Regions from separate parts of the Homo sapiens genome. Here region 1 is linked to region 2. The links are chromatin loops, found by intact Hi-C in ENCODE. Cell type or tissue: IMR-90. All regions are shown on one strand. Each heading gives the region's core, and the rest is flanking DNA. Links, peaks and the distances in the headings are about the cores only.

The links. A loop is a pair of places that touch in the nucleus more often than their neighbours do. Peaks named below come from ENCODE experiments on the same cell type or tissue, not always from the same donor. Only the 100,000 strongest peaks of a DNase experiment are listed, where the experiment ranks them.
Region 1: a loop joins it to region 2, with 2.7 times the contacts of the local background. A loop is called at or near these places in 15 of 110 quality-filtered maps.

What each region holds. Positions count from the first base shown.
Region 1 is chr22:31,828,601-31,831,416 of GRCh38, reverse strand. All of the region lies in intron 24 of DEPDC5 (DEP domain containing 5, GATOR1 subcomplex subunit), which reads right to left. Among named protein-coding and RNA genes, the nearest start is that of DEPDC5, 76 kb to the right of the region's middle. RefSeq lists an enhancer at 1,181-2,380. In IMR-90, for the core only: a CTCF peak has its summit at 1,684; DNase peaks (open chromatin) are centred at 1,186 and 1,766; H3K27ac peaks cover 639 bases.
Region 2 is chr22:31,950,988-31,953,803 of GRCh38, reverse strand. All of the region lies in intron 1 of YWHAH (tyrosine 3-monooxygenase/tryptophan 5-monooxygenase activation protein eta), which reads right to left. It overlaps LOC124905158 (small nucleolar RNA U13), which reads right to left and starts at 400; the gene lies at 298-400. In IMR-90, for the core only: a CTCF peak has its summit at 1,520 (motif pointing right); a DNase peak (open chromatin) is centred at 1,143; H3K27ac peaks cover 313 bases.

The DNA of each region.
Region 1 (2,816 bases), core at 161-2,660, 120 kb after region 2:
AGGACTTTTCTTTTGGAACTGCTTGGAGCAGATTTTTAAAAACTAATATTCGTTATACTAGAAGATACATGTATTAAGTCAGACAAATACAGTATTTCATTTAATTCAAACCCACACCAGTAGATATGAGGTAGGTATGATCCTTTTCCACAGATAAAGAAACTGAGGCTCAGAGAAGTTAAGCAACTTACTGAAGATCTCACAGTAAGTAGGAGGAACCTGAATTTAGATTCTTTCTGCTCAACTTTACAGATGCTCTATTTCTTGACTATCCATCTGGGGCACCAATTTTTAGCTGTTGAAATGTTATCTGTTCTTTGTCAATAGCCAAAAGCCACTTGGAGCTAAATTTTCTGGAAAAAAAAAAAAAAACCTTGGCTGACAACTTTCATTTTCATACAAATATAAAGCATGATTATAAAGAAGCAACGAGGTGGATTTTCTTATTTAGCTTGAGAACTGGTATGAAGGCAAACTGGCATTTGCAAAACACTCTGAGCAATAACAGAATTGTTACCATATCACCTCCCAGGTTTGGCTGCCAAGTTTGCTCATTTGATCACCTGTTTTTGTTTTTAAAGAAAACCTGTTCTAGACTTGGTCTGCAAGACAACTCAAATTCTTACACTAATAAAGAGTTCAAAAAAAGAAAAAAAAAAAGAAAAGAAATAGTTCAACTTAACAGAGCAGCTTTGAATCCTAGGCCAAAAGTAGATCTGTGCCATCTCTAGTGGACACACCTACCTACACACACACACACACACACACACACACACACACACACACGTACACGCATACCCCGAAAAAGCAAATATTTTCAGGACTTCCAGGAAGCTATTATGCTTTTAAGCAAATATTTTAAGGACTTCCAGGAAGCTACTCACACACAGTTTCCTTGTAATTCAAGCCCAACACACTGCCTTTCCCACTGGCTCTCTGAGGTCTTATTTTCAGTCATAAAGACTTGCTGTTGGCATATGAAGAGTCCCACCAGCCTGCAATGATGGAGGTGAAACCTCATGGTCAGCCAGCTCTGCTCCAACCCAACATTTGGGAATGAAGTCTCACACTCAAAGTTCAAAGCCAGACATAGACTTCGGAAGCCAATGCTGGTAAGAGTCATCTCAGCTCTGTCTCTTTTGACATCTGTTCAGAATTGTGAATGTGTTCTCTGGCTGAAAACCTCAAGGTCAAAAAGGTTACTCAGTGTGGAGCCTCTAGGGCTAGTTCCAAGCCCATATCTAGAAGCCTGTGCCTGGGGCAAGTGGTTTCTCTTCTCTGGGCTACAGAGGCAGCACTTACCCATAAAAAAAACTGACCTGGCCTGGAGAAATGACGGAGGTCCTTCCATCCAGTCTCAGTATGCTATGAGTTACTTTTACTTTGGCTCTCAGGCCAAATATACTGCATGCACCTAATATTCAACACAAATATCAAGTTGCAGATTCTAAGCCTCAACACTAAAGAGAAAGAAAACATGGCATCCACTTATTTTCTTTTTCAAAATGATTTAACTCCAATAAAGGAAGACATTTACTAGCAAGTCTTCTAAAATGGTGCCCAGTTAAAGATACAGAGGGATAAAAACTATCTGCCCAGTCACACCAACTGCCCTGTCTCTGCTGGGCAGCAGGGTGAAAAACAAGTGAAGACTGCAGCTACCAGGTCCCCACCAACAACACTCCAAATGAAATTCTGTGGGGCTGGGAGGGAAACCCACAGAGATGATACTCCTGTGAATCATGATTCACATATGAATCATGTCCAAATGCAGGAGAAAGACTGAGTCACGCTTGAGTGCCTGCAGATGGTGCAAAGAGGTGAAGGTAGGGTCACAGATAAGGTTTCTCTGTTTGGATTTTTCTCTGATTTTTTTTTTCCCCTGGGATGGAGTTTCACTCTTATCACCCTGGCTGGAGTGCAATGGCATGATCTTGGCTCACTGCAACCTCCACCTCCCGGGTTCAAGCGATTCTCCTGCCTCAGCCTCCCAAGTCGCTGGGATTACAGGCGCCCGCCACCACGCCCAGCTAATATTTGTATTTTCAGTAGAGGCGGGGTTTCAACATGTTGGTCAGGCTGGTCTCGAACTCCTGACTTCAAGTGATCCACCCGCCTTGGCCTCCCAAAGTGCTGGGATTACAGGCGTCAGACACCGCGCCAGTCTTCTCTGATTTTTTAATGAATGAAATGTTAACCAGTTGTGAATTCAGACCCCACCTTGTCCCAAAACAAGGACTCTATGTGGTAATCTAGCCCATAATGTACCCAACCTACTTTTGATCCAGACAACCGCTCTGTGGGACAGGCAGTCAGGAAGGGGAGGATCTTTATGCCCATTACACAGATGAAGAACCTGAGCCTCAGCTTGAAAGTCCAGTGAGGGGCAGGGGGAATTCTGATCCTGGTTGTTTTCATCACAGCACACTCCCTCATCTAGCACATCCTCATTTAGCAGAGATCACATGTTCAAACCACACTGAAACCATTCACAGTTCAATCCCCCACAAGACGGCTTTCCTTTCATCGTCATTACCCCACATGGGAATTGCTTGAAAGAGAATCCCAAGTGCATGAGGAAGCAGAGCTCCTTGAGGTCGGGAGAGTCAGTGTCTTAGTAGTTTTTGTTTCTTCTCAGGCCTTAGCACAGTGCCTAGAGTTCAATACACTTTTCTCGAATGGGTAAGAGTTTAGTGAGTTTGAAGAAGGCAAAACATGTTCCATGAAAACTGAGGATGGCTTGAAAGGAAAGTCACTTAAAAACCAAGCAAGGAGAAAAAGACTACCCAAGTCTTTGAAAAAAAGGAATCTAGTTA
Region 2 (2,816 bases), core at 262-2,761:
GTGTGGTCTTTGGCTAACAGCTATCCTGACCATTCCCCAGGGGTGCTGCCTCCACTCTGGTCAAGCCAGGGTTCTCATTATTCATCCTCACATATTCATTAGTAGTCTCCATACCTCTCACTGTGATCTGCCCCAGTCTACCATGAATCTACAATCCATGCTCCCCTTAAATCCAGCTGAACACCTATAACCCCACTAGTTTCCTCCTCCAGTAAGTGCCTTTAAACACTTACATACATTTTCTTACGGAAAATAGAGACTTTGTAAATATTTAATAACTTAGTCTTTTTTTGCCCACATCAGAGGGTCACATGTCTATGTTGTAACAAGGTTTGAGGGTGGCACATCTCACACCTGCATGTCAAAACCCAATCATCACACTTATGAACTACAAAAAGATGAGTAACTACTTAGTCTTTTAACGAACAACACTTCTGAATCAAAATTCCATCCCAAATATTCTGATAAATTTCAGAATGCTTGAATCCTCTAGAATGACTTGCGTTTCTAGAGCAATATTCAATAAAACAAAGCATAAGGCAACAACAGAATTTGGAGAGCTCCTTTCATCTTGTAGTAATTAAACTAAGGCCATTTGGCATTAAAATACAAATAATATCCATAAGGAGTCACAATATACTTCCTCCTGTGACTAACAAAGCTGCTTCTGTGAAACTGGCAAAGATACACCAAGGTAACTTCCCAGAGTATATCATTTAAAGTGAGTACAAATCTGAAATACATGTATGTATAATACAGAATGCTTGCATAACACAAAAGGCGGTATAATTATTAAACCCAAGACATCTGAAGTTTAGTCTGAGCTAGCTATGTGACCTTAAACAAATCACAACCTTTTTGGACATCCAAAGTAAAATAAGCAGGATTAGCCCAAATGATCTCCAAGGCCTCCTTCAGCTCCAATGTTCCATGATTTCGTTTTTCCTGTGCACCAATAAAAGGTGTGGCAGGGCTTCCTACTAACGTGAAGTTTGGGTGTATCTGTAAGCATATTCTTTCTCCATCAGGAATAAGCTGCCAAAAAAGGCTACTGGGCAGTATTTATGATGACACCTTCACAAGAAAAATCATTTACTGGGAGTATTAGTGTTTATGTAAAAATCATCTGGTTGCCTGCCAGTCTGAATGAATCACTATCAGCATTAGCTGAGGGTGACTAACATATCTCAGCAAGCAAATATTGTTCCTAATACCCCAGCCAGAGCCTAACTAGGAAATAACTGGATACATTTAAATACAGTATTTTTTAATACTCCTGGGTTATAATTCAGTTAACAAAAGGAAACATGAAATGAAGATGGCTTACTACTTGACCAGATAACTAAAGAAAACTGAGTTTTTCCCAGACTGGAAAATTATAGACCCATGTAAAATCAGACAGTCCATTAAAACAAAAAGATGGATAGCCAATCTTGATGGATGATACTTAGCACCAGTTCCCAACACTTCAAATACCAAAATACAGGAGCCAGGAGAACTAATGAAAAGTTCAGTCATAAACTGTACTGAGAGGCAAACACCGGGTGGCAACACAGAGTAATGGATGCTCTCCAGGCCCCGACCATGCTACCTAAGATCATCTGCAAAATCTAATGAAATCACATTTGCTGCATCTCCACAAATCAGGAACATGAAGCAACAACAAGACAGAATTTTACAGACAGGCCTAGACAATAGTTTTCAGCCTCTTTCCGCTCTAACACCAAGATTACAACAGTCATTTCTGCCACACGGCACCTTCCCTCAGTGTAGCCACACTAGGCACTGAGTCTTCACCGGGCCACAAACCAGGGGTTTCGCCACCCCTGCTCACAGCCTCTCTGCTTTCTAGGTGTCCTGCCTGCCTTCCCACCCTCTGTAATCCTACTTACACCCTTCCTGAAGGACAACCTTAAACTGATGGGCTCTTCCCATGCACAAAGGCCCTCCTCTCCATTTCTTTTAAGGATTGGACTTCCCTGTCAGCCAGTTTTACTCACGTCCTGACCAAACAGCCTTTGGCTACACCTAGTCCCCACCCCAGGGCACTCACTTCACACATTTTCTCTGCTCCAGGACTACCCCCAACATTACTAAATGTCAAAAATGACCTGGCCTGCTGATCATTCACTTATCTTCCTATGACACTATTCATTTACCCAAAAACCCCTAAGGGCCTCCACCCACTACTCACAAGGCAAAAAACTATGTGTGTGAGTAAAAATAGATCCACTGCCAAAAACAGTACAGGGACTATTTAGGAAAATTTAAAGTTCTCAATCTGGGAAACATCCAACATCAAAAGTAACACTGAGCAAACAAAAATGCCACCCCCGAGCTGCCAGGCCATAGCTGCCTAAGTTAGGGGTAATGCTACCTCACTCGAATATGCTGCCATCCTTCACAGCTCCACACATGCTATGGGCTCATCCTTTATAGCTACCCACACCTACATGCTATCAACCAGCTTGCTTTTGATATGAGTAAATGATTCTCATGATTAAGTAAACATAACCACATCATAAAACCTTTAAGCTTCTTTGGCAGAAGTGTGTGTGTACGTGTATGTGTGTGTGTCTGTGTGAGAAAAGTCAGTTTGAGGGTTTGAGGGGCCAGGTGTGATGGCTCACACCTGTAATCCCAGCACTTTGGGAGGCCAAGGCAGGCGGATCACTTGAGGCCAGGGAGTACGACACCAACCCAGTCAATATAGAGAAACCCCATCTCTACTAAAAATACAAAAATTAGCTGGGCATGGTGGCGTGCACCTGTAATCCCAGCTACTTGGGTGGGACATGACAATCGCTCGAACCCAG